2 separate regions of the Homo sapiens genome follow, and region 1 is linked to region 2. Evidence: read pairs that join two places in POLR2A ChIA-PET (ENCODE). Cell type or tissue: K562. All regions are shown on one strand. Links, peaks and the distances in the headings refer to the core of each region. The heading gives the core; the rest is flanking DNA.

Region 1 (14,723 bases), core at 5,184-7,683, 56 kb before region 2:
AGACTCAGCCCTAGATGGCCTGGGGTCTCAAGAGGAGGAGCAAGGTAGCAGCTCAGATGCCAAAATCAGGGACAACAATAAGGAAAATAGCAAATGCCCCTCTACCACCTACCATTACAGGCAAGGTTCAGTGCCAAATGTTTATTCATTCAATCTGCACAACAACCCAGAGGGGAGTGTTATCTTATTATTCCCATTTAACAGATGAAGAAACTGAGTCATTCAGAGAGGCTGAGTGACTTGACCAAAGGCACACAGCTAAGAAAGTGGTAGAGCTGGGCTTCAAACCCAGATTATGTCCCAACACCAGGGTCTGTGCTCTTACCCATTACCCTCTCACTTGGTTATTAGACAGTCATTTAACAAGCATTCCTTAATCACTTTGTGGATGCAGATACTGCCCTCAGTGATGAGGATATGACAGGGAACAAAAGAGACTTGGTCTTAATCTCTTGGTGCTGATGCACCAGCTGGTCAAGAAGTAAACCACAAACGTCAGATAGAGATGTGTGCTATGTGCAAATGAAGGGACACAATGCAACAGAAGTGATGGTGGAGGATGCGGGGACAGAGCTGGATGAGTGTCTGGAGAGCCCCTAGGAGGAGGTGACATTTGTGCTGAGCTCTCAATGCCATGAGAGGATGAGGAAGAAGAACCTCCCAGGGAGAGGAAAGAGCAGGTGCAAAGGCCCTGACGCAGAAATGCATTCTGCGTAATTGAGAAACTGAGTGTATGAGTCAGATCTCACATTGCTATAAAAAAGTACTTGAGGCCAGGTGCGGTGGCTCATGCCTATAATCCCAACACTTTTGGAGGCCAAGGTGGGTGGATCACTTGAGGTCAGGAGTTCAAGACCAGCCTGGCCAACATGGCGAAACCCCATCTCTACTAATACAAAAAATTAGCCAGGTGTGGTGGTGCATGCCTGTACTCCCAGCTACTCAGGAGGCTGAGGTGGGAGAATCACTTGAACCCAGGAGGCGGAGGTTGCAGTGAGCCGAGATTGTGCCACTGCATTCCAGCCTGGGAGACAGAGTGAGACTCTCTCAAAAAAAATAATAAAATAAAATAAAATAAAAAGTACTTGAGGCTGGGTAATTTATAAAGAAAAGAGGTTTAATTTGCTCACGATTCCACAGGCTGTACAGGAAGCATGGAGGCTTCTGCTTCTGGGGAGGCCTCAGGAAACTTACAATCATGGCGGAAGGCAAAGGGGAAGTGGGCATATCTTACATGGCCAGAGCAGGAGGAAGAGAGGGCAAGGTGGGAGGTGCTACACACTTTCAAACAACCAGATCTCCTGAGAACTCACTCACTATATAGTACCAAGGGGGGTGGTACTAAACCATTCATGAGAACTACCCTCATGATCCAATCACCTCCCACCAGGCCCCACCTACAACACTGAGGATTACAATTTGATGTGAGATTTGGGTGGGAGGTGGGATCACACACCCAAACCATATTACTGAGCAGAGGTCAGTGTAGTGGAAACAGTCAGTGAGAGCAGAGGGCAGGAGACAAGGTCAGAGGGACAGGCAGGGGCAGATCGGGTGGACCTTGGGGCTACATGTGCTGCCATCCTCTGAGTGCCCTCCAGACCCAACCTCAGCCTCCTGCCAGGAGACTGATCTGAATGGATGGCATCAATAGGGCTCCTGTGCCCTCTTGTGCCCCAGCTTCTGTGTGTTCTAGAAGCACCAGAGGAGACCAAGTAACAGGAGTAGAAAGATATTGGGTGCTTATTCCCTGGCTCCCTCCCTCTTAACTATAGCTGCAATGGCTCTCTTTCTCTCTTGAAGCCCCAGCTCCATCTGGTGACCCCTCTTCTGAGGCTGCAGCTCTCTCTGAGGTCTGGTAACAGCTTCTTTCTGGACCGGGATGGAAACAGCCCCCCACTGTTGCCGGCCCCCAGTGGCCTCACCATCCCCTGCTGCCTTCCTGTATCCCTGCCACACCTTGGTGAATTGCCCTCCATTACCCTCCCTTCAATCACCCTCTCCCATTGGTCCTTGGTGGTCTGCTCCCTGCTAAGACCCTGACTGATAGTGGATACTCCTTGATGAGCATTCAGATTTCATTTGAAGTGCAATAGGGAAGCCTCTAGAGAGTTTAAGCTGGGGAGGGACTTACTCTGCTTCAACTTTTATGAAGAACCTCCTGGCTGCTATAGAAATGGATGGGAAGAGGGGACAAGAATAGACAGGGGACATATTGGGGACGATTGCAGGGTCTAGGCAGATATAGTGAAGTTTGGTCCAAGGTGGAGGCAGTAGATAGAGGACCCAGGCCAGATGGGTCCTTCAGATAGTAGCTTCAGCTCCTGAACTTTTGGCCCCTGAGGATCTTGTCCAGGGTCCTGAATTCCCCCAGTGCAGGGGAACTGATGGGTACAGAACCAAGATCCCCCTCAAGGCTGAGGCAGAGTTAGGGGAGCTCAGTGTGGAGGGAGGGCTCCTCGGGGCAGTGGGCCCTCTAGGATTCAAGAAGGATGGGTGGAGCCGGGCATGAGTGGAGCCAGCAGCTGCTCTGGGCCTGGGGCAGAGCTGCCTTGAGCAGGGATGTCATGAAGCCCATTGGTCCCAGAGCTCTGTGAGCCACTCAGGCACTGGCCCAGAGCCATAATCTTCACCCTTGCTGTCCATATAATTGCTTCAATCTCCCTTTGATTTGCAGGAAGTTGTGGCATGGGGGCAGGAGAGAGACGCCACTGGTCCTCAGTCATCTCCCAGTGAGCAGAACCCAACCAAGGTCCCATGGCCTGCCCTGCAGCCCCCTTCACACTCCAGCCCTGGAGTGGTGGGGTTGGGGCATCTCTGGCTGGTGCACAAGCCAGGAAGTTTGGGTGTCTTTTCCAGGTGGAAAAGGTGGAGGAGGGATTCACCAGGGGATGCTGGGCCAGTCGCTTAGCCTCTCTGAGCCTCACTTTTCTCATCTGGGAAATGGGCTAACACATACCTCACAGGGCTGTTGTGAGCCCTGAGTGAGATGCTGATATAGTTTGGATATTTGTCCCCACCCAAATCTCATGTTGAAATGTAATCCACTACTGTTGGAGGTGGGGCCTGGTGGGAGGTTATTGGATCATGGGGGCAGGTGCCTTATGAATGGCTTGGGCCACCTCCTTTGTGATAAGTGAGCTCTCTCTCTGAGTTCACAGGAGATTCCAGTCATTTAAAAGTGTGTGGCCTCTCCCCCAGACTCTCTATCTCTTGTTCCTGCTTTTGCCATGTGACCTGCCTGCTCCCTCTTTGCATTCCACCATGATTGCAAGCTTCCAGAGGCTTCCCTAGAAGCAGATACTGGCACTGTGCTTCCTGTTCAGCCTGTAGAGCCGTGAGCCAGTTAAACCTCTTTTCTTGTAAATTACCCAGCCTCAGGTATTTCTTTATAGCAATGCAAGGACAGCCTAATACAGATGCCAAGGCCAAGGGCTGTGCCTGGCCCTCTGCAGCTGCACCACATGAGTGAGTCCATCCCTCCTGCAGAGAGGTCGGCACTGACAATTCTCCCAGAATCCAACACTCGCGTCATTCAGCCTTCAGCATTCCCATAGGCCTCTATTCCCCGCTCAGGACCATCAAAGCATCAGGTGGGCAGCCACCACAGCCTTTTCCAGCTTGTACAGTAGGGGCCCTTATTTCTCTGCTGAGCAACAGCCTCATAGCCCCGATCACTAATCACTGCACCCCCAGCCTCATGAGCCTGTTGGATACATTCAGGAGACCCTGAAGCCTCCCCTGCCCTAGAGCTGTGGCAGGAGAAAAGACACACCATTGGCCAAGGATCTGCTGCCTCCCTGGCCCTGCGCTCACAGGAGCCTCCCGTGCCCTATTCCCTCCAAGACTGTGCGTGGGCAGGAGGGGGTCAGGAACCACGAGGACGTACACTGGACATGCCAGCCACCCCTGGGAGCAGGACGCTTACCTGGAGTCCCAAGAATAGAGCCTGCTGGGTGCACACGTGAGTGCTGAGTGACAGCAGTGATCAGATCTTTGGCCTGTCAGCACCTGGGAATAATTACAATCCTAAAAAAAGCCCTCATTATTTCTACCAGGGCCGTGGTGCCCTTTGGAAAAGTGGATGTTTCCTGCCAGATCATCCCCTGAAGCTGCATTTGTCACAAGCTATTGTGTAAATCCATGTTTGGCCCATTTTTTAAAAATGTGATTTATCCACTTGGCTGCCTTAACGTTCCTTCTCCAAACTCTCAAAATGTGGCTGATCTCAGGAGCCCGGAGAGGAACCATAAAGCATCACAGGGGAGTGGTCTGGCTGGGTCCAGCCTGGGGCTCTGAACTCCTCGTGCTGCCCCAGAGAGCCAGCATGGCCAGTACGGGCAGCCAAGGTGAGGGAGGGTGTTCTGCTCCAGAGCAGCAACCATTCAGGAACAGTGGAGGGACAGAACCTGGGATCTGGAGGAGGCTCAACTTCAGGCTTATTCACCCCAAAAAGGCTCACTGTGGTTCCACCCTGTGCAGCCCTGTGTGGGGCCTGGGCTGCAGCAGTGAACAGACAAGGTCCCTGCACCCCAAGAGCTGACACCATGGAATGGGGAGGCAGAAAGAGACAGATAAGCAATGCATCAGCAAGACTATTCCAGGTAGGGACAGGTACAGTGAAGAAATCAAAACTGGGTCATGCTATTGAGGTGGGGAAAGGACAGTGCCCATCAGATGTTGGGTCAGTGAAGGTCTTTGTGAGAAGGGAACATTTGAGCTGAGACCTCAATGGGAGATGAAAGACAGAGCAGTTAGTTTTGCCTGGTGGGATCAGGAAGGTTCCAAGGAGGAGACGCGATCTCATGGTGGATGCTTAGAATTGGACCAGGTGGGAGAGGGGAAGTGTCTTCAGGGTATTCCAGATGGGGCAACACAGGAGCCAAGGCCCACAGCAGTGCAGGTTCATAACATGTTGGGGGAATGTCTACTGTGGCCAGAGTGGAGCTGGAAGCGTCCTGGGGCCAGCATGTGACAGATCTCTAGTCCTGTGCTATAGATAGGACCCTCTCCTGAGACATGGGGAACCCTCTAAAGGGGTTAGACCTTGTGACTTCTAAGGCCCCTTCCAGCTTTCAGTTTCCATAAGGCAAGCTTGCAAAGGCTGTTGGCTTTAGTTGAGTGAAAACTGAATGCAAATAAACTTTTTAAAGTTAATAAGCTTGTTAAAAATAGATCTGGGGTGTCATGAAGTCCTGGAGTTCACAGAGACCAGAGGTGGTAGGGGAGACCGAACCTTAGTGGCCCAGGGTCCCTCACGTGGGGCTGTGCACAGATGGACACAGGCCAGGGCAGGATTTCATTCTCCTCCAAACAGTCATTCCCCTCCACCCTGCCCACCCACCGCAAGTGCCAGCAGCACCCAGAGGTCCCCTGCTCTTGCCTTGAATCCTGGCCCAACCCCCTGGGGTACAGTCCTAGAAGGCCATCCACCCACCCCCCAAAAAAAACCCAGCACAAACCAGGTCAACCTTCTTCCCCTCCTATTTTAGATCAAGCAGCCAGTCTGCCCTTTGGGAGCAACAGGCTCATTTCTCTTCCTGGCTCACTAAACAGTAGGACCCTGCGACTCCCACAGCAGGCTACTGGAGAAAGTTTTCTAGAACTTCAGACCCTTTGATGGAGAAGTCAGACTAATGAATAATTGAGACGTCTGGGCTTCCTGAGAACACTATGGATAGAGGTGTCCCAGTTCTTCCAGGAAAGCAGAGCTTCGGAGCGCTGCACGGAGGCGAAGAAAAGCCTTTACTTAAAGATGAGTCAGGAAGGCAGAGGGCTGGGGTGGAAAGGGCTGGAGGCAGCCAGGAGAGGCAGGTGCGTGGGCACTGGCTTCTGGTGAGCACTGCATGCAATTAGGCAATTCATGATCAGAGCACGGCTCTGCACTCAGACCTGGGTATGAAGCCCGTTTACATAATACAAGGTCAAAAGCCCAGCTCATACTCTCTTCCAAATGGCCAGATGGGTGGAGAGGCCACGCCCAAGATAGTACCAGCCTGACAGCCACCCAGCCAGTGGACCCGTAGGAAGGAGAGACCTTTCCCCACCCAGCATCCATTCATGACCCACACACACCCCTGACCCCACGACGCCCCAGAGGGGCTCTGCTTGCTCTGGCTTGAGCCACGTGCCTGCCTCTGCACCAATCGCAGCAGCCACTTGGATGGGAACTTGTGATTGGTCACTTCCAGGTCACATGCTCACTCCTACGCGGGAAGGGAGGTAGTGGATTGGCAACGCAACCAAAATAACATGGAGTATCAAGGAGCAAACAGGAAAGAAATGAAGGGCTCTTTGCAGAATGGAGAGAGGAGGGAATGTTACTGAGCACTTGGCAGGCATTCAAATGCCTTGGTGATCTGGCCCCAGGCTACCTATCCAGTCCCTTCCAGCTACACCCCTACTGCACTCAGCCTGACTCATCTGAATATTTGCAGGGTCCTCAGTGCTGCGCACTCACTCCACCGCAGGTCTTGCCCAGGGGTTCCCTCTGGCTTGGATGACTTCTACCACCTGCACAGCAAAGCCAGTCTTGGGTGTCACCTTCTCTGGTAAACCTTCCATCCTGCCCACTGGCATACTGTGCTTGGTCTCCGTCGGTTCACAGCCCCCCTGCCCAGCTACCCCGACTCCCTGCCCTTGAGAACAGAGATTTAATCTTATTCTCTTCTGTTTCACTAGTGTCTTGCACATTTTCTGGCACCCTGTCAGCTCAATGAATGTCTTTAGAATGAATCCATTAATGAATTAATTCCAGTTATTGGCAGAACTGATCTTTTGTGTATCTGGCAACAGCAGCTGCGCTCCATGTGCTGTGGTTTAACAAGCCTTGAGGAGATGTCCTTGTCCCAGATTGTATTCCTGATAGGCATCCTAAGAGTAGTTTCTTTCCCTCTCTGACCTTGCTTTCCTCGTCTGTGAAATGGGCTCCCTGACCTTTAACGCTGGTTCCAGTCCTGTAAGTCATGGAAAAGACTAGCCTTGGGAAACCAGGGCCAACCTGGGGGACCCTGGATAGGCCGTCCTAGAAGAGCCCTAGGAGACTGGCATCCTGGGAGGCAGAGGGGCCTAGGATGAGAGAAGTTTCCAAGCATATAAAAGTGAAATCCTGCTGAATTCACAATTTTGCTAATATTAGAATACTGTCAGATACTTCCAAAACCAAAAAAAAAAAAAAAAAAAAAAATGAGTTCTGAGTCTTGAATTAATCTTTACATTTTCACAGGGAAACTTAGATCTGTCTTTTGAAGTACAATAAAATCTCACTAATGAAAACTGATCATAATTCTGGGCACCTTTGTGTTTGCTATGGGAAGAATTGTTTTGCTAAACCAATTAATAATATAAACAAGACTAGAAGTGAAAGTATTTACCCTACTAAAATGAGCAAAGTTTTTGCAAGCCTCTTCTTCACAAATTCATGGGTCCAGGAGGAACTTCAAGATCCTCAAAATTGTTCTCCTCTCTCTAATCCTACCCATGTTTCCTGTACCCAAGTGAGGTCTCAGCACTGTGATCATAGGTAATAATAAGTAACAGTTAAAAAGGAGCTACCATGTGCTGAAAACTTGGCTGAGAACTTTTAATCCTCACAATTCTACCTCTGACTTCATCTCCTACTGCTCTCCCCACCTTACTACGCTCCAGCCACACCAGCCTTTTCTGAGTTCCGAGCTCACACTCACCTCCAGAGCTTTGCATGTGCTGTTCCTCTGCCTGGGGCTCTCTTCCCCCGCAGCAGCCTTATGGCTGGCTCCTCATTGTTCAAGGCTGAATTCAAACATCACCTCCTCTGAGAAGCCCTCCCTGATCATCCTATCAGACATTTCCCTCCTCCTGTCCATCAGGCCTCAATCCTGTACATCATCTGCAGCTATTGCCTTAGTAGCTCTCATCATGGTCGGAAATCAACCTATTTATTGATGTATTTACTTATATCCCACCTCCCCCTCCAGAATGTGAGCTCCTTCAGGGCAGAGTCCTTGTCTACCTTTTTCACAATTGCATTCCCACTGCCCAAAACAATGAATTTCTGTCTCCCCAAACCCCAACCTTGCCCATGGTGCTTTCTAATAAATGCATATTAAACTAACAAATGGATATATAGAAAGTACAGTAGACAAAAAATAACTCAGAATAAATCATGAGCCAGGCATGAGGTTTATCTTCACTTCATCCAACAAGTTTTCCTGAGTCATTTGAATGATTGCAAAAGGTCTGTCTGTTCTATTTAAAAGAGTGCCTTGCTTTCTGGACATCTGTATTCACAAATTCATCACCTAAAAGGGTTGTCAGCCATTGCATAAGATCCTAAGCACATTTCACAGATGAAAATACTGAGACTCAGAAAGAGAGTTAGATCAGTAAGATCTTGTGTGGTGTCAGAGACGACAAGAAGCCAGCTCACTTGGTCTCATATCTGTGTCTAAAGCACTCTGGAGGTGCTTTTAGAATCTTTCATCTGTCACAAGAATTGGCACAACTTTTCTGGGGGCACTGTAGGAATAATAATAATAAAATAATAGTAGGAGTAGCCAAAATGTCCTGAGTGGGATAAACAGTGTGGTAAACCCTTCAAACAACAACCCAAGGGGATGAGTACTATTGTTATCCCCATTTTCCAGAGGATGACACCAGGACCCAGATTCCCTGCCTCCGGTCCCTCACCCAGAGCAGGGACATGCAGGGGACCCTGGAGCACCTTCTGCAGAAGGGCTGGGTGTCAGACCTGGCTTCTCACCTCACCTGGCGCCATTTAGAGACATTAAAAAGCACTCAAAGCTAGGCTGGGTGCAATGGCTCACACCTGTAATCCCAGCACTTTCGGAGGCGAGGCGGAGGCAGGCAGATCGCCTGAGGTCAGAAATTCGAGAATTCGAGACCAGCCCGGCCAACATGGTGAAACCCTGTCTCTACTAAAAATACAAAAATTAGCCAGGCATGGTGGCAGCCGCCTATAATCCCAGCTACTCGGGAGGCTGAGGCAGGAGAATCGCTTGAACCTGGAAGGCAGCGGTTGCAGTGAGCCAAGATGGCACCACTGCACTACGGCCTGGGCAACAGAGCAAGACTCCGTCTCAAAAAAAGAAAAAAAAAAAAAAGCACCCAAAGCTGAAATCACTGAGATTTCTTCATCCTGCAATTTCTATTGAAAATTATTGTCTCTCACTTTTCTTCCCACCTACCCAAAATATCAAGTCAGTCTTTCCTAGAAGCACTTAATGGAGATAAAGGGGATTCGGGGATAATTTTGCCCCATTGAATAGTCACCTGGAGCGAATGAGAGTGGCCATATCCTCATGGGGCCCATCACCTCCTCTCCCCTCCCTGTCCTGTTCCTGCCCACTCCCCTTTTCACTCCTCAGAGGCAGCCATGGGAGCTCAGTCACTGGGGAAATTCACATGTTCTCCAGGGCCCCTGCCAAGGTCTGCTTTCCAGAAATCCAGTTCCCACATGAACCTGGCCTGACGTTACCAGTGAAAGCCTCTGAGCTTCTGGAAAGGAGCAGGGAGGAATCCCCTGGAGAGAAGGCAGAAGCCCCTCAGGCCTTGCTCTGAGATGCCACCAGCACCTGCTTGGTGGTGACACCTTGGAAATCCTCCAGGCCACAAGGCCGGGCCACAAGCTTTTCAGTGCCACTTGAGACAATGCTAGGCTCTCGGCAGGTTAGCAGGGGAAGGTTAAAGCAGGGACAGGAGTCTCTGATGCAGAGAAGCCATGACCCTTAACTATTCAAAAGCACAGCCCATCCCTAGAAGGGCCGGTCAGGGCTGCAGAGGGACGCCAACCTCCTCCTGGGGTCTTCATTGCTCTGGCTTTGGGATTCTCTGGAAACTTGCCCTAGCCCGCAGGCAGGGCCCACTGTAGTTACCCTTCATAATAAGAGCTTTCATTAAAATGAGCATCTACTATGTGCCAGGCACCATGCAAGGAATTAACACTCTATATATTAGGGTAATCACTGTGAAATTGCCAATTTCGTAGGCTGAAAATATAGGTTGAAATAGCAACAACTTTCTATCATTCAACCTAATACATTCTCCTATTTCATCTCCACAATAACACTGTGAGGCGCCGATCACGATCCTCATTTTATAGGTGAGAAAACAGAGGCTCAGGGAAGCAGCCAGAAGTGGGCAGTCAGAATCCACATGCACGTGGGCCCCATGCTAAGCCCAGCTCTCTCTGCAGGGCCTTACTGTCCCTCCTGTTATTCTCATTCCTCCTCTGCTTTGCCCTGTTCCCGGGGTCTGCGGCACTCGCCCTCACTACGGTGCCTTTGCTTCTGCTGGGCCTCCCTCTTGAACTGCTTTTCCCTTCCTGTCTTTCACAGGATCACAAGAGGAGCCGCAGAGTTGAGTTGAAAAAGATACCATGTCTGCCCTTAAAGGGCTCACTGCCCTGTGTAGACACAGGATAATTTGTGATTTCAACTCCATGTGTTCAGGAAGAAAAAGAGAGATCTGACTAGTAGCTTAAAAATGCCCGTGATTTTGCCTACACTCCTCTCCATGAATCCCTGCTCCACAATGACTCTAAGCCAGGAGCTCTGAATCTGTGGTTTCCTGGCTTCTGTTTACCTGCACCTGCTGAATCTATAGATGGACACCTCATGAGAGGTGATTCTGCAGAACTGGCCAAGCAGAAAGGCTGAGCTTGGGGATCAGGGTCTGTGGAGGCATCTGGGCAGGGGAACAGCGGTGTGGAAGGAAGCAAAAAAGAGCTCCGTGGAGCTGGAGAGTGAAGGATGGGGGGGTGATAAGGTTAGGCTTTGTGTCCCCACCCAAATCTCATCTTGAATTGTAAATCCCCAGGTGTTGAAGGAGAGATCTGCTTCTCTGTGGGAGGTGATTGGATCATAGGGACATTCTCCCTCCTGCTGTTCTCATGGCAGTGAGTGAGTTCCTATGAGATCTGATGGTTTTATAAGTGTCTGGCATTTCCCCTGCTTGCACTTCTCTTTCCTGCCACCATGTGCAGAAGGTCTTTGCTTCCCCTTCTCCTTCCGCCATGATTGTAAGTTTCCTGAGGCCTCCCCAGCCATGCAGAACTGTGCGTCAATTAAATATCCTTCCTTTATAAATTACCCATTCACGGCTGTGTCTTTACAGCAGTGTGAGAATGGACTAATACAGGAAGGAGTGGGGGAAGGTCAGGGCAGGTGATGACGCTGCAGAGTTTGGCCAAGGCCAGACTTGAAATGGCAAGCTGAGTTTGAAATCTATTCCAGAGGCTAATCATTTTCACCTAGGTTCTTCCTCTGTGGTGGCTCAAAAGTTGAGTTGCCAGATTAAGCAAATAAAAATATAAGATGGATAGATTCTCAGTTATACTTGACTTTCAGCTAAACAATGAATATTTGTTTAGTGTAAGTATGCCCCATACAATATTTGGGACATACTTATACTAAAAAATTATTGTTTATCTAGAACTCAAACATAACCAGGTGTCCTATATTTTATCCAGTACCTCTACTTGGGGACCAGAGCAGGCTAAGAGGAGGCCAGGAATGGGCAGGCTCAGCCCCCTCTCCACTGCAATCTGAAAAGTTTTGCTGCTCTAATTTTAGATTTTGGGGAATCTATGTCAGATCCATTTGAAAATAAGTTTCTGACTTCAATAATAACACTAAAATGTACATAAAACCATTGTGTAAATTATGTGTAAGATCCCTTCAGGGACCTAGACAAGGGGTTAGCAAATGTTTTCCATAAAGGGCCAGATTTAAATATTTAATTGTAATTAATTATAAATATTTAATTTTATTATACAGTTGTAAATATTTGATTATAATTAATATTTAATTGAAATATTTAATTATAAAATGTAAATATTTTAGGCTTTGTGTATTATACCATCTCTGTTGAAACAACTCAACTTTGCAGTTACAGTGTGAAAGCAGCTTTAGACACTTAGTAGGTAAATGAATGTGTCTGTTCCAATAAAACTTTATTTACAAAATCAGACTGTGGAGCCACATATGGCCCATGGGCTATAGTTTGCTGACCCCTCATCTAGACTGTTGGGCACACTCAGTGCTGGCTGAGAGAAATCATATTCTTTCCACGATGTTCTGTGCACAGGGACAATTCCTCTTAAGAAGCTGAAAATCTAACTGGGGACATCTGTATCTCTCTTCCTGCCACTGATTTGTGGGGTGATCATGGAAAAGGTTGCCCTTCCTTTCCTGGGTCTTAGAGGTCCCACTTCCATGATGAAATAGTTGGAGCCCCAGGATCTTCTCCCAAGTCACATCTGATGACCTGGTCCTACCATAACATCTGTCCCCAAGTGGTAGTTGCTATTCTCTCTCCCTCCTTTTCTAAAGTCCCCACTATCTGGTTGCAAGATGAAGACAGCATTTACTTATTCTACCCACTTTCGCCCCATGGACAATTTTTTTTTTTTTTTACATTTCCAGGGACTCCAGATGCCCTGAAAACCCTTCACCCCTGCTGCCTCCTTAGTCACTTACACTGGGCAGAATGCCCACGGCCAGGGGCACTGAATCTCCCCCATGCAAGTAAACATGTTGGCAGTGCCAACTCACTGCCAGAGACCAGGACCCCCTAACAGGGAGCTTGCCCACAACTGGGAATGTCTTTAACACCTATTGACAGCTCTTCCCCCATCGCTCTGTGCCAAAGTTGAAACAGTAAAAGGCATCGATTTCCCAGGACTGAACTGGGGGGCCAAGGTCAAGGCAAGGAAGAGGTGGGTTGCAGGGCACCATGCAAGATGGGTTTTACATGAAATTATGGTTCTGGCTCTCCCAGTGGCATCTCTTCTGTGCCACCACGACAGACAGCTCTGTGAGAAATGGCAGATTTGTATTTCATTAGGACACTTTAGTCAAAAGATCAATGATGCTTCTCAGAACCTCTCTGCCCATCCACTGGGGTGGGTGAGCCTGGTGAGAAGCCTGCAAAGACCCAGCTAAAATTAGGCAGCTGCCGACAGACACCCGATTCACAGTCACAGAGCATCGATTACAAAAGTGATGCTGGGCTGACGGGCTTTAATCGGCCTCCGTGTTCTGTCTTTGTGGAGAGGGACCTTTGTAATGAAGTGGCTCCCTCTCTGGGGAAATGAAGCTATCTGGGGATAGGCTCAGGATTTGGCAGAGTGCAGGAATGGAGGGATGGTGGCAGGGGGAGGGTGGTCATGGTGTTGGGGTCTGCGTGTGCTTCCTTCACCCAGAGCTTGGCTGTCAGGCTCTGAAGCCCAAAATGAAAAGTAAAGGGCCATCTACCGACTAGCTGAGTGACGCGGGCATCAGCCTCTCTGGCCTCAGTATTCCTCACCTGTAAAATGGACACAACAATGGAATCTTATCAGGGGGTTGTTCTGAGGATTTGGTGACTTGATTGATGCAATCCTATTGGCAGAGGGCCTAGCACAAAGGGAACGTTCTCTATCTGGAGGCTGGTGTTGATGTCTCTTACTGAGCGCCCCTGAACATCAGACACTCCACCAAATATTTTTGTTGCCTCATCTTACATAAACGTCGCATCAACTTTACGAGGAGTGGTTTCCTTTAAACAAACAAGGAGGATTTAAACAAATATTAAAATCTGCTGGGAAATGGCAGCTTTGGGTTTCAAGCTCACGTCTGTCTGACACCCAAATCCATTTCTATCTCAGCCCATCCTTTCCCTCTCCTGCTACTCCTCCTCCTCCTCATCATCCTCTTTCTCCTCCCCTTCCCTTCTTCCTCTCCTCTTCCTCCCACATCCACCCAGCCAGGCCATCTGCTCACAGTTCCTTCATCTCCTAGGGCCTCCTCTCCTCTGCCTGGGCACCTGCTGGCCTTTCCCTCCCTCCAGCCCTCATATTCTGTCCACCATCAGGGCACGGCCCCCCCTGAAACCACCCCCCCCGAGTTCTCTGGATGGCAGTGCTGTGTTGACTGACTGCCTCACTGCATCTCACCCAGGCTCACTGCTATGAGGGACACTATGGTTCAGGGAGGAGAGGACTGGGCTTTAAGCCAGACAGACCTGGATTCAAATCCCAGCTCAGCGACTTCCAAGCTCTGTCATCACCATCAATTCATTTAACTGCTGACTCCCACTCCCTTGGGATAATTATACCCACCAAGGCCACCGGGATTGAATGGGAAGAAAATCAGCCCTGGTCCCTCTGCTGAAACTGGAAGTTCCCTAGGTGCAGGCAGAGTGGGAGGGGGTACGAGGAGGGAGGTGGGGGCAGAGTCACCACCACTCACACCTCCATGGTGCCTGAGGTTGTCATACATTTCGCCAAATATTTTCACATCTGCCCCCTTCAGGAACCACGCTGGGACTCTCCTCCCGTCCCCCTGGAGAGACAGAAAGTGAGACCTTCTGGCTAGTTCTGGGCAATGAGTTGTGCAGGTGGAAATACTGTGTCACTTCCCTGTTGAGCACCTAATAGTTGGTACCAAACCCACCAGAGCTCTCCTCTCCCCTGGTATGAGAGCTGCACTGTCCCCAGGGTCTGTGGGTGGACATGTTGAGCACAGCTACTCCACCCTGCCCTTGGTAGATTTGTAGGATTCGCAAGAAATAAATATCTGGGTGTTTTAGGCTACTGTGCTTTGAGAGTGTTTGTTCCTAAAGCATAGCCTCACCTATCCTGACTGGTCCAGTGCTCAGCATGCGGAAGGCCTCCAGCTAGGTGCCCTCCATGATTGGCTGTTGAAATAAGGGCATGAGCTGCCCCTCTGATGCTGCTCCAATAG
Region 2 (14,723 bases), core at 4,570-7,069:
GAACACCTGCTGCCAGGAACCATACTGAGAGCTGCCCATAGGCCCACCCCCGTGGCCCTCACAACCACCCTGTCAGGAGGATTCATCTGCTCTGCCTCCCAGGTGGGGAAACTGAGGCATTGAGAGGTGAAGCCACTGCCCCAAGGTCACCCACATGCCCCTAAGGAACCTGAAGGGTCAGAGGAGAAGGGAACACACATACCTCCCTCCTTCCCACTGCCCCTGTCTGCAGAGACATGGTTTCCAGTAACCTCCAGGGACAGCCTCCTGGAATCTCCCCTTCAAATCCTTCCTGACCAATGTTTACCTGAAATCATCCCACTGATCCCACCAAGCAAATGTCTGAGATTGTCTCCTGGAAAAGGAGGGCATGATTATCTGGCCGGCAGACACTGGGTGAAACCCCAGCCCTGCTCCCAAGAGGGACTTGTTCAAGCGACAGTCACTGGGGCATTGTGTCTGCAGAGAAGTCTGCTCCACTTTGAACTTTGTGGCAATTACAAAATGGCTTGTTATCCAAAATGATTTGTGGAGGTGGAAAGATTTCAGATGAAGAACTCAGTGGTGGGACTGCTGGACCCAGGCAGAAATGCAAGGCCATCAGTTAGCCATTCGGGTAAAACACAATGACCGTCATGAAATTTTAATTAAACTCTTACTTGTGTGAATAATGAAGCGTAGATTCTTCAGTGCTGACTTCCTCAGGCCTTCTCTGAAAGGAAAGCTCTGCTTCAGGTGCATGGCTCTGTGAGAATCTGCAAATGTCCCCTCTACTGAGGAGCCAAAGATGGATCTTCACCGCTGTAAGCCCAGAAAGCTGCTCCTATGAACTCTCCTCCAGGGAGGTCAGTTTCTCCCCATTTCCTGCCTGGATTGGCCCCGCAGGAAGTGGCAGGTGAAAGGAGTGGATGGGAAGAAGAGAAAAAAAGGCAAGGGGGCTGGGCAGTGGGTGTTGGAGGTTGGAGTCCAGCTGACCCTCGGATGTAAGTCATGATGCCGCAGCTTGTTTGCTGTAGGATCTTGAACGTCTTTGAGCTTCACTTTCCTTATCTAAAGAATACAAACTACAATTCTCATCTTTTTAGAAATATTGATTGTTTTCTCCTGTTTATTTTCTCCATTGCCTCCCTGCTCAGCCTACAACCCTGCTAAGTTGCTCCTCACCCACCTACCAACCCTTAGCTTATACAGTATTGAGGACACCTGACCCACACTGGCCACATTATCCAATTTTCTCTCCAGAGAATCTCCATTCGGAACATAGAGACAGTCACGAAGCTGTGGGGGCCAGCTGGAAGAGCACGTGGCTGTGGGTTAGAGGCAATCATCTTGGTGAGGCCATGCTGGATCGGAAGTGAGCAGAGAAGCCAGTCTACAGTGAGGGGGAAGAAGACCAAAAGGAAATAGACCTGGATTATCCACAGATCCAGTATGGGAGACAGAGGAAGACCCAGAGAGAAATGGGAAGGGTCACTGTTGGGTGACTCCTAGACCCCAGGACACCTGGCTGAACTTTCTATATTTGGGATCTGAGGGGGCCCCTGCATCCTTCTGCAAAGCCCTTTTTCTGCTTTGCAGATTTTTGTGGGTCTGTGAACCAGTTAAGTTTCTTCTCTGTTGCACATGTCAGAAAACTCAGCCCAAACTGGTTTAAGCCAAAGGAACTCCATTGATTCATGTAATGGAAACTTTCTGAAAAAGTTGACTCCAGAAATGGCTTGAAGGGGCCTCTTGGTGATGTTGCCAAGACCTAGCTTTTCTCCATTTCTCCTTCACACATTGTCTTCATTCTTAGGCTGCATCTAAGGTGATGGCAACAGCTGTGGACCATGAACTTCCAAGTGGTGAAGAGCAAGAGCGTCTTCTGCAGGAGGCCTGAAAAATGTCCATTGGATCTCGGTGGTTCCCTGGATCATTGCCCTCCCTGAGCTGATGGCTGTGCTAGAAAGATATATTGCACAGGTTAGTTTAAGCGTTAGTCCCACAGCCCACTGCTGAGCTACAGGTGCAGCCTCACAGACAGAGTAGGGAAAGGAGTGACCCACAAGCAAAAGTCAGTGCAGCTGCTGTAGTGAGAGGAATGCAAGCAAGCAACCTCACCTCTGGATTGCCAAAGATGAGAGCTCAAGGGGGACGGTGAGAGTGAGATGAAGTCCCTAATGAAATGCGTCTGTACAGTACCCATGCTGATTTCTCTTCCTTGCTCCTAAGTTGGTAGCTTTTCTGTAAAGCTCCTTGAGGCTGGGAGTCCAGCCCCTTCTCTTCACCATCCATTACCTGGGCCTTTTTGTGGCCCACACCTTGCGTGTGACCTTACCCTGGTCTGGACTGCCCTTCCCATACCTTGTCTGCTCAGGGTTTGAAATGGAGAACAGGCTGCCAAGGCTTAGAATAGGGGAGAAGCGGGCAGTGGGGGTGGGGAGGGGTGATTTTAAAGGCACAATAGGAGGGTATATTGATGATGGAACTATTCTGAATCTTGACTATCGTGGAAGATAACCAAACCAACACAGGTGTTAAATTGTATAGCGCTAAATACACACACACACACGCACACAAAATACAAGTAAAAACTGGAAATCTGAGTAAGATGGGTGGGTTGTACCAAGGTCAGTATCCTGGTTGTAATTTGTCCTATAGTTTTACAAGATGTTACCATGGGTGGAAACTGGGTCAAGGGTACACAAAATCTCTCTGTTTTCCTCCTTTTCTTTTTATAAATTAAACTTTTAAATTCTCCCACAGGGATGAGGAGGACTTCCTGAGCTGGGTGCTTCCTTGCTGGTGTCATGGGTGGAGCTTTCATTAAATCCAGTGGGGAGGAAGAAGCCTACTTGGGCCACCTTCTGTTGGGAGCAGTAGAGAAACTCTGGGCCTGGGTCTCCTGGGTGGGTGAAGGGGTCTGAGATGCCCGCTACTATACTGTTCCTCCAGTCCTGGGGTCCTTAACCAGTCACATTCCTCTTTTCTGAGTGCTCCTCTGGGAGTCTCTTGTGTTACCTCCAGAGCTGATCATTATACTTAGTGGGGAAGAGCAGGGAATGACCTCTGTGTCTCTCGTACAACTTCATAGAACTCTACAATTATCTCAGAATAAAAGTATTAATTTAAATAATGAAATAAATATATGCCAGGGGAGAAAAACCATAAATAACACTAAACACCACCAATCTCACTGGGTCACTGTGGAAAGTGCATTAACATACGCAAAGACCTTAGCCTGCCTAACACTCAGGAGGTACACGATGGATATGCATTGCTTCTCCAATAATTTAGGAGTGTTGTGTTCCTAAAGATCTTTGCAATTCAGGATATATCTTTTCATGAAACTCTGCTGTAGACTGGGGTTAGTCAGTCAAAAAGCTCTAATGGCTTGTACTGCTAATAACCATGAATAACAATCTTTCTTTCAGAAAATGTAGTCCAGACTCCAGGCGCAAGCATCCTCCCTTCCCTGGGCCACGGTCGAGAAAGGGGAGTAAACTATTTTAGTAGGCACAGCAAAGAGAGCAAAGCAGAGTGGGACTGGGCTCTGTGGACTGGCAGCTGGGGTCAGGCCGGGGTCTATGGAGAGAAGGAGCACAGATGCACCCTGGGTTCGCACCCGTGGGAAAGCCTGGGAGGCCACCCCCTGTTGGCCAGGGGTGTGTGTGTGTGTGTGTGTGTGTGTGTGTGTGTGTGCACGTGCATGCGTGTGTGTAGTGAGAGTGCTGCACCACATCAGTAATCGTCATGACCACTCACTAAGGAAGGAACTGGTAGTAACCCATTTCTCAGCTGAGGGAGCCAAGACCTTGAGAAGTTGAGGAACTTTCCTGAGCTCACAGCTTGGGTCTAAATCCCAGGCCGGTGACTGCCTCCAGTCCCTGCCCCAACCACTGCACTCACTGCCACGTGCTCCTGGTGTCCATTTGTGCCACTTGGAGGGCTCATCCCCACAATCACCCTGGGAGGAAGGGGCTGATGGAAGCACCATCCCCACCTACAGATGAGGAAAGGGCCCAGAGAGGGGAGGCAACTTGTCCACAGTCACACAGCAGGGAAGTGGTGGAGCCAGGACTGGAAGCCCTGTGGGCCTGACTTCTCCTCCAGGGCGCCCTCCCCTGCCCCCCACTACCCTCCCTTCAACACCTCTCAATGGAAAGCACAGACTGGGGCCCCCTTCTCCCTGTAGTGAAGGAAGCTTTTGGACTCACAGAGGCCTCTGTTCCTCAGCATCTCCTGCACTGGTAGCCAAGCCCCTCATCCTTGGTCGACATCGTACCCCCATCCTGGTCCCCCTCAGAGGCCCCCAGGGCTGTTACTTCCTTAATGTGCCTGCTTTAATTATTATCTTCAAGAAGAGACTCAATCCAGGAGATAAACACAAAAGACCCGCTGCTGATAAATGAAGGTGTCCTGCCTCCCTGGATGCAAATGGAGAGCCCGCTGCAACCCCTGCAGTAACACGCCTTAGCCTCCGTCAGGGCTGAACAGCCTCCCTAACATGGTGCATCTCCCTGTCCTGCAGGTGCTGGGATCAGCATAGTGGCAGGCAGAGGAGTGTGACACCAGCGTTGCACAGAGAAAAGAGGTAAATCCAGTGCCCTGGAGAGTGCCACACAGAAAGCTAACAGCCAAGAATGGAGTGGATCAGGGACAGAGGGATCAGCAGACAGCCAATAGCAGCTCCAGAGTGCAGGAGAGAGGCGGCACCATGGCCTCCTTTAGCTAGGAGACCCAGCCACACCCAGCCTGGCCTGGGTACTGCCAGTCCCAGAGGACACCATGGGACACAATGGGGTGCTCAGGCATCTCTCAGGACCCCTGCCCCTAACCAGGCACTGCTCCCCACATACATCTCTCTGCCTTGACTGAGGGACTCAGCCTTCCTGGGCCTGGGTCTCAGCTTCCCCTTGGGTTCCACTGTGGAGCAACCTTCCAGGCCCAGTGCCATGGCCTGCCCTGGATGAAAACTGTTCTCTGACCCTGGCCCTGCAAGATGCACCCCTAAGACCAGCCCCAGATCCGCACCCAACTAGACCTGCCCCCTTCTCCTCCCTCTTCCCCCTTCCCACACACCCTGGAAAGAAGAGTTCAGCAGTGAGGAGAGATCACTTCACATAAAGGCTCTCTCTGTAGCATCACCTGGGGCAGACAGTGGGGTGTAACAGCCACCCTTGTGGCAGTGGAGCCCGGGAAGCACTGTGCTTACTCACAGGTCTGCACTCTTCTCTGCCACTCACCGTCTGTGTCATTCAGGCAAGTTACTTAACCTCTCTGAGTCCCAGCTTTCTCATCTGGAAAGTGGAAAAAAATACCTCCTTTCCCTTTCTCAGTTTCCCCTCCATAAACTGCAAAAAAAAAACTAAAATTATATATATATATAATTTTATATATGTATGTATATACACACACACACACACAGAGACAGAGAGAGAGAGACACACACCAGTATGACCATTGGCTTGCTCCTGTCTGTGCACTCAGCTAGAATACGAGCTCCATGGGGCAGGGCCAAGCCTGTCTTGCACCCCACTGTATCCCAGCACCCCCCACATAGTGAGCCCTCAAGAAATGCTTGTGAAATAAATGCTGTGAAATAAAAGATGACCTCTCTCAGCCCCTGCTGCTCAATATGTGGGCTGCGCACCAGCAGCAGCAGCTCTCAGAGCCCATCCAACCCCCCTGCATCAGAGCTGGCCTTGCACGAGAGCCCAGGGCAGGTGTGTCCAGGTCCCAGGAGCCCTGGAGGCTCAGCCTCCCTTCCCCAGGTCCTCCTTCTCCATGCTGACTTGTTGGGCTGCCTCCCTGGGCCTCTGCCTTGCCCAGCACAGTTCCACCTCTTTTCCCTGAGGAAGGTTGGGACGATTCAGTGAGATCGTGGCTCCAACGCACCAGCTTCAGGAAGATGAGCCATAAACAGGGCTCCATCTCCATCTCTGTCTCTCTCTGATCCAGACCTAGGCCACTGCAGGAAGTCTATGAGCAGCTCACTTCCTGCCACTGGCAGGCTCTGGAATTCACTGTGCAGCCCAGGCTGGGAATGCAGCCGCCAGCGGGGAGCCCTGAGCCCAGGCTACACCTGAAACCAAACACCCTTCTCTGGACCCACTCCTCACCCCTCAACATACAGCTGCTGCCCACCTGGTTTTACTGCCTGGCACTGCAGCCCTTTCCAGAGCCCCTGTGGGTCACCCTGAGACCCCAGCCCCTTCCATGGGGGAGGTCTCTCTCCTCCTCACTACAAAGCTGGCCCATGTGACTCTATGTCACAGCTGCCACCTGCACTCACTGCTGGGCCCTCACCTTCCACCCCAGCACCGCCTTGATGCTCAGATGCCAGCAGGTCTCGGGTCTCCCCACTGTGCTCCTGCCTGTCAAGCCGCCCACTGGGGTGTATGTCGAGGTCATCCAGCTCTGATGCTCCAGAATATGTGACATTAGTTTTCTATAGCTGTCTCCTCTGTCCTCAGCTGCGTTCCTAACCTTCATGCCACACCAGCCTTGCCTCTGCCCCTACCCCTCCACTGGGTTCCAACTCTCATCTGCCCACTTGATTCTCCACATGGACAGGGTTCAGTAAGCCCACACTGACCACAGAGCAGAGCTGATGGCGGGGTCATGGCACAGAAGCCCCACCTGAGCCCAATCTCCACCTGCAGGGTTGAGTTGGGCTGAGGGGGGCCATGGCTATGACGGACCCACATGACCTGGAAGCAGCGTGGGGACCCGCTTGTCTCGGGCGGGGCTGTGTTGTGTTGGTCATGGGAGGGTCAAGTTTGCTGGTTCTAAGACCCGAGTGCCCCATGCACAACTTTGTTCTTAGAGACAGTAGCAGATCCCGTGGGTACCTTGCCCCTGTACCCTGGGCACCAGCCCTTCCTGAATCTGCAGTCCCGGCTCAGAGCCAGGCACAGGCTGGCTCTCGGTAAACATTTGACAACTGGGCACTTAGATGAACTGAGCCCCCTCCTCAGGCCCCTTGTGTGGGGAATGGGTGAGCAGGGGCCTCGTCTCCCTTCTCTAATCGCTGGTGAAGATTGGGGCCTCTGCACCCCCTTTTGCCCAGGGTCTCTGGAGCTCATTTCTCCACATATGGCCCAGGATGGGGAAGCAGAGGAGGGGGAGTAATTAAAGGAGAGTGTGGGACCCCTCTCCACCTCCCTTCACCACGCAAAGCCATCACACCCCCACCCCCAGCAGTGGGAGAATGACCCAGAGAACAGCAGAGCTGGGGTAAGGATAGGAGCAGCAAATGCCACATCACACAGCAGAGAAAATGATCCAGAACGTAACAGCCCCCTGGAGAACGCAAGTGCAGGCACTTGTTGCAAGGCAGGAGTGCAGAGGCACACAACACATGGCCACTTGCCCTCCCGGTCTTCTGTGAGACAGCCCTCCATTTCCCTTGCAGCACCTGTTTCAAGTGCATTGTTTTTCTTTGTTTGATAAAGTGTAACTCATTTAAGGCTCTGTGATGGTTATTTCACATCTCCAAAGCATACTTTTCACGGAAAGATCAATTCCAAGAAAACACTAAAAAGTCTGTGGAAGTTAGATCCATTAACAAGTGCTAAGTGGCCAATCACTCACAGAGGGGGCCTTTGAGTAAGCCCAAGAAATGATCAAACTGACTGGGCACTCTGCCGGGAGCCCTGGAGCGACATTTACAACATACAGGTTATGAGCTTTTTCTTTTTCTCTGCCTAAAATTAAAGTTCATTTTCTGAGACCAGGGAAGATCATCAAGAGGGCAGCTAGCCAGCCCTGTGCAATGGATGGAGGAGGAGCTCCCAGATCACTCCTGGAAAGGGGTCTCTGTTCCTCAGAAAGACTGAATCTGTGCATCCAGGAGCCCATGGAAGGGTGAGTCAGTCATCCTCATACGCGTGTGGGCAGCGCGAGCAGGAAACCCAGAATGCCACCTCAATGCCACAGCTCACTGCACAAAGAAGGCCAGGGGGGAGATTGTGACTCAACAGAGATCATCTCCGGAGGAAGGGACTGGGGGAGAGCAAGGAGAGGGAAGGACACACCACTAATCATCCGAGATAAATGATGGAGTTGACTTCGTTTAGGCCTCCTAATAATCCAGTGGGTTAAATGGTACTATGACCCCACTTTACAGATGAGGAAACTGAGACTCAGAGAGGGGAAGTCCTTTGCACTGAACCACCCAAGTTGCAATTCAAATCCAGATCTGTCTGATGCCAAAGCCTTAGCACTTCACTACTATGCCTGTCTCACCTCCTGGTTGTATACCCCTAAGGATGGGAAGCTCACTACCTCTCAAGACATCTCAGGACAGCTTTGACTTGGAAAGTCCTTCCTTCAGGCCACATTGAGGGCATCTACTTCATATTCCACATGGCAGCACATGTATTTGAAGATAATTCTCATCCTTCCAGGGATTTTCTGTCCCCAGGTTCTACAATCCCACTCCTTTGGCATTCCTCATTAAACAGCCCCTCCAACCAAGCTTCTCTCTCTCTTTTGAGCTCTCTGATGCAACTTCCCAGGGAAGGTCTGCCCAGGGCAGGGCCCAACTGAGCCCTCTCTCTGTCCCAAGGATCCAGCAGGGCCCTGGCTCAAGTTTCCCTCTTTTGTTTTTTGTTTTGTTTTGTTTTGCTTTTGTTTTTGTTTTTTTGTTGACCCTTCCTGAATGAGGAGCCATCTGCCCAGACATGGGGTTGGTCATGGACAATTGGGTAAATTCTCCTTTATTCCCCAACCTGTTCACCTGATTCCTGTCAGAAATGTTCCGCCTGAACTGTAGCAGGAGATCTGAATAAGAATTTTTTAACCACTTTATTAAGATACAACTGACATGAAATAAACCCCATGTATTTAAAATGTACAATTGGCTATGTTTTGATGTAAATATACATCCTTGAAACCATCACCACATCGAGATAAAGACAAACACACACATATATTTACTGCAGCACTATTCACAATAGCAAAGACTTGGAGCCAACCCAAATGTCCATCAATGATAGACTGGATTAAGAAAATGTGGCACATATACACCATGGAATACTATGCAGCCATAAAAAAGGGTGTGTTCATGTCCTTTGCAGGGACATGGATGAAGCTGGAAACCATCATTCTCAGCAAACAATCACAAGATCAGAAAACCAAACACTGCGTGTTCTCACTCATAAGTGGCAGTTGAACAATGAGAACACATGGACACAGAGAGGGGAACATCACACACCAGGGCCTGTCAGGGGTGGCGGATAGGGGAGGGATAGCATTAGGAGAAATACCTAATGTAGGTGACGGATTGATGGGTGCAGCAAACCACCAGGGCACATGTATACCTATATAACAAAATTGCACGTTCTGCACATGTAACCCAGAACTTAAAGCATAATAAAAAAAAAATTGTCAAACTGTCTTCTAAAGTTGTTGGACCATTTTACCCTCCCACCAGCAGTTCATGAGAGTACCAGTTCCTCCACATCCTGGACAGAACTTGGTATGATCTTTTTAATTTTAGCCATTCTGATACCTCAGATGTGTAGTGGTATCTCATTGTGGTTCTTAATGTATGTTTTCCTAATGACTAAAGATGTCCAGCATCTTCATGTTGGACATCTTTACGTTCACATGTCTTCTTGATATGTGAATCCTTTGCCTGTTTTTTATTGGTGGCTTGTTTTGGGAGTTATTTACATGCCCTAGATGTAAATATTTTATCAGATATATGCTTTGAGAATATTCTCCCAATCTATGGCTTGTATTTTAATTGTCTTAGCAGTGTCTTTCAAAAAACATTTTTAATTTTTATAAAACCAAATTTATCAATGTCTTATGAGTCATGCTTTTGGTGTTATATTTGAGAAATCCTTGACTAATCCAAGGTAACAAAGATTTTTTCCTCTGTTTTCTTCTTAAGTTTTATAATTTTAGGATTTATTTTTAAGTCTATGATCCACTTTAAATTTTTATATTGTGTAAGGTATGAATGAACGCTCTCCTTTTTTGCATATGAACATCCAATTGTGCCAGCATCATTTGTTGGAAAAGCTCTCCGCAAATGGCCTTTGCACTTTTGTCAGAAATCAGTTGTTCTTATATGAATGGGTCTATTTCTGAACACTCTATTCTGTTCCATATAAATCTTTTTGTTCACATTTATGCCAACACCGCCTTGTTTTGATGATGCCAACTATATTTTTTTCTCTTTTTCAAAGTTTTCTATTTTGCTATGCTAGGTCTTTTGCATTTCCATATGAATTTTTTATGAGTTTGTAAATTTCAGCTGGTAAATCAAAAGCCTCTTGTACTTTTGGTTGGGATTGACTTGAACCTAGTTATCAATTTGGGGAGAATTGACCATTTTATCAATATTAAATCATGTGGCCCATGGATAATATTTATTTCTCCATTCATTTGGATCTTCTTTATCTCAGTAATGTTTTTCATTCAGAGTGTATGGGTCTTGCACATCTTTTCAGATTTATCTCTAAGTATTTTACATTTTGTGATGCTGTTTTAAATGGTAACTTTCATTTCAATCACTGATTGTTCTGCTATTGGTATTTGGAAATACAACTGATTGTTCTATATAGGTCCTACATCCTGAAACTTTGCTAAACTCACTTAGCTCTATCATGTTGTCTTTAACTAAAAGGTTTTATTTATTCCTTTCCAACATGGATGCATTTAATTTCTTTTTCATTCCGTATTTCACTGGTTGGAACTTTAAGTAAAATGTTTAGTAGAAGTGGAAGAGCGGATGTGCTTGCCTTGTTCCTGATTTTAGGGGAAGAATATTCAGTCTTTCTCCATTGAGTACAATGTTTGCTGTTGGTTTTTCATAGGTGCTTCTTCTCAGTTGGCAGAATTTCCCTTCTATTTCTACCTTCCTGACAGTTTTTTATCAAGAATATAAATAGTGAATAATGAGATGTTAAAAAGTGAAAGATTGATTGGAAAACAGCCACTGTGCTTCTCAATTTGTATCTCTATCCAGTCCTTTGAAAGGTGACTTTGCTGTTCTTGCTATCAAGCGGTGAGGTCTATTTCCCCAACTCTTGAATCTGGGGTGGCCCTGTGATTTGCTTTTTCTCATAAAATATGACAAAAGTGATGTGCCAGTTTTCAGCTGTTTTAAAATGTACCCAGGATTTGTTTTAATCAGGTATTTACAAGACACACAGATATGGAAATGACTGTCATGAAGGAAAATGTTTATTCTCACAGATTCCTGGAAACAAGAGGCATAGCATTCCATGCAGGGAAGCAGCAGGGTAAGTCAGGAGATAGGGGGAGAAGAGGAAATCGAATGCCCAGAGCATTCACTGGGGCTCTCGTGGGCAGGAATGGGCAACGCAGGGTAGGTTGCTGAGTAAGCTTACAATTGGGTGGTTGGATAACTTAAGTGAGCTTTGTCCCATAAGGGTGGTCCCTAGATGTCCACTACCTGGACCTGGGGTGATTTGGGGCAGGGCAGGAAGAATATTGGCTTGGTGTGGGAGAGTTAGATAAAGGAGGTGGCTGGGGATGTGGGCTCTGGATCGGTTGGTTTGAATATCAAAGATGTGCTCTCAGGAGAGTCCTTTGCTATCTCTGGAGAATAACTAGCCCTGGTAGGGCAATGTCTCCAGGATCAAGGCCCCAAATGCCAGAGCATCAATAATACAGAAATGAGAATATACAGTCAAGATATCCACCTATGCCTCAAAACACCTTGTGTGCTTTCATCCTCTCTTTTGAACATGAAGATGTGTCTGGGCTGGCCTGCACTCAGATAAGACCACATGAAACAGAAATGAGTCAACTCCCCTGAGACCATGCCAAGCCAGTCATCTCCCAGCCAATCCACAGGCTGATTGCAGATGCAGAAGTATATCCATCCAAGATCAACCAAACCCACCCTAGGTCAGCAGAAGCAGCCAGCTTGCATACACACTCCTAAGTTCAATAAATGCTTGTTATTTTAAGCAATAAGTTTGTGGTGGTTTGTTATGCAGCAGGAGCTGGCTGATACACCATAACTCTCTCACCACAAAGCTGTTTGGTTCAACTACCTTGTGTATTTCGTCAAGTGTCTTGACTCTTCTCACTCCTCTCTTTATCACCATCTTTGTTCCTAAAATTCCACGGTGTTTCTCCCATGCCTAGAGAAATTTTAACGGAGTTGCTAGAACCCATTTCCTGCTTTCAGTGCCCCCTTTCTTCAACCACTCAACAAATGTTTAAAGTGTGCCATTACATGTGTCAGGCATGGAGGAAAAGACAGTAAGTAAAATAGACATAGGACTGCCACCAAAGAACTTCCAGGAGATGGGAGAATTGAATAAGTAACTGCAGCAGAATTCCATGTAGCATTTTACCCAGAATTTGTGTCATTCTCCATGCAAAGTGCTCCAACCTGCAATGAAATTGCAGCCTCCATGCTCAGCCAGAATGCTTAGCGCCCACCTTATGAAAGAGCAGGTGCTCACAGTGAGGGGAAGCCACACTCAGAAATGAGCAGCTGGGCTAGAAACACCAGCTCCGAATTGCAGTAGTCACCGCAGGGCTGTGCCCAGCCCTTCCAGCTTCTACTGACAGAGGGTGGCAGGGCCTGCCTGTCTGCACGCAAGGCTGGAAAGAGGGTCTTCATGCCTCCCACCCACGAGACACATTCTGCCTGAAAGCCACATCAGGGAGAGGGGCCAGCAGCAATTTTCCAGATGCTTGTCATTTTCAGGGAAAACAAATGCCTTCCAGCAAGGCCTGAGTTCTGGCTCTTTACACAGAGTCCTCAGTGTCTGTTCCCAGGAGGAGGCTGGTTTGTCCCCAATACCTCCTCAACACCATATCCAGATTTTCTCTGTGCCATTCCCAGTGGCTCTGGCCCCATCCTATGACTCTCTCCAGTGCCCCAGGGTCATTTTCCCCACTGGGATATGAAATCCATGCTGTGATCATCTCTATGCCCTATGGTACCTGAAACAGGTTGAGTCCTCAATGAATGTGAGTGGACTGTGGGATCTGGGACTGCCCTAGCTGCTGGGCTAGACCTCAGGAAGGGGGTCCACTCCTTCATGTTCCACCTGGCCCCGTTCAGCCTCTCCCCAGAGACCATCCTGGGGCTGGCTCTGCCAGGATGCAGTGCAGAGTAGGAGGGACCAGCGCGTCCTGAGCGCCTGCTGCACGTGGAGAACTGTGCCTTCATCGGCTCATTTGATCCTCACAGCAAGCCTGTGGGGTGGTGAGACTCAGCCCATTTTGTTGATGAAAAAATGGAAACTAGAGCAGTGACTGCCCAGGGCTCATGACCAGGGCTTCCTGAGCCATATGTAAGTTAGGGTCCTCCTTGCTCCTCAGCCCTGTGGGGTCTACACCCTGGCTCCTGCGTGGTGGCGGAGACAGCCCTTCCCCACGCAGCCCCCATAAAGATGCTCCAGAGTCCTGGAGGAGGGGTTGGAAGACAGAGCACCAGGAAGCAGGCAGCGGGGCCTTGCTGGGGAACATGCACCAGGGTTCGGCCAGCCTGGGCCTGTCTCTCTCCCACCCACAAGCTGGGTGACCTTGGACAAGTCACTTAACTCCTCTGAGCCTCAGTTTCCTCATCCACAACCCCAGGCCATAAACCCCTGTCTGCCTGGGTTTCTGCGAGGGTAGCTGAGCTCAATGCTTCTGGAAGTGCTCAGCGCAGAGCTCGGCCTGCTGGAGAGGGGCTGGAACTGAGCCTCCTGCACTAGGTGGAGAAGGCCTGGAACCAGAACCCGGGGTTCTGATGCCCAACTCGGCCTTCCTGCCCTCCCTCCTGTTTCAGAGGCTGCACTCAGCTTCCTCCCAACCCCCTTGGACCCAACAGTGAGGCACACAGGGCTCCTCCTTTGGCCACACGCCCTTTGCAGACATTCAAAGATGCCAGAATTAATCAGGGCACGGCTCACAGGGCTGACCATGACCACAGCTCCAGCAACAGCCCCTTTTCCGTCTCCCTCCCTCCTCTGATGATCCCACACCCTGCAGTAGCTGAGCCAATCTGTGGGAGTCCCCCGACGCTGGGTGGGGCCCCTCTGAGGACTGCGGCGCATTCCCTATAATGACGTTCATTAGTCTGTCTGACATCAGTACCGTTCTCAGGTTAATATGTTTAACTTAATGAGGCATTTCTTTCCTGTTAGAAAACTCCTGAAGAAGCGTGTTTGCTCCTGATGAGCTCAGCTGATGAGCAGATTAATACCAGGCTTGAGAAGCTGACCGAGAAAACGAATCTAACCAGCTTATGTTTCTTCCTCAGGTATGGGCTGAGCTTGAATTAATTTGAGTTAATTGTCATTTCTTACAGGAAGGAACAGGAAGAAGATCCCTACCTGGCTCTGGGACACATCCTCCAAGTGCCTGTTTCTCTCCCCGACACCTCCAGCCCCAGCTGCAGCTCCAAGCATATGAAAAGACCAAGGGCCAGCAGATGATGAGGGGAGAAAAGAGAGCCTGAAACCAAGCAACAGGAAAGTGAGAGTATGGACAGGAAGCTCTCGCATGATAACAGTGACAGCAATTACAGTGATAGGGCAGGGGGCCCGTCTTGGTCATTTGTGGGGTTCACCATTGTCATCCCAGCACCCAGCACCCAGTGGGGACTCATAGATATTCACTAACATAAATGAAAAAGATACTCAACAATGATGACTGTTACTGTTAATCAAGGAGTCACATAATCTCAAGAGAAAGAAGATGCTCAATGTCCCAGACACATCTGATCGATGAACTAGAGTTCAGTGACTCCTGGC

Evidence for each region. ChIA-PET counts read pairs that join two places held together with the same protein. Peaks named below come from ENCODE experiments on the same cell type or tissue, not always from the same donor. Only the 100,000 strongest peaks of a DNase experiment are listed, where the experiment ranks them.
Region 1: POLR2A ChIA-PET joins it to region 2 with 6 read pairs; 2 of 35 experiments call an interaction of 5 or more read pairs at or near these places.

Annotation. Positions count from the first base shown.
Region 1 is chr1:29,641,279-29,656,001 of GRCh38, reverse strand. The region is part of intron 1 of LOC107984934 (a long non-coding RNA gene); the gene reads right to left. Among named protein-coding and RNA genes, the nearest start is that of LINC01756, 300 kb to the right of the region's middle. RefSeq lists an enhancer at 4,950-5,029. In K562, for the core only: no CTCF peak of the experiment used is centred there; a DNase peak (open chromatin) is centred at 6,171.
Region 2 is chr1:29,584,243-29,598,965 of GRCh38, reverse strand. No RefSeq gene overlaps it. Among named protein-coding and RNA genes, the nearest start is that of LINC01756, 240 kb to the right of the region's middle. RefSeq lists enhancers at 5,507-6,337, 6,338-7,169, 13,204-13,704. In K562, for the core only: no CTCF peak of the experiment used is centred there; no DNase peak of the experiment used is centred there.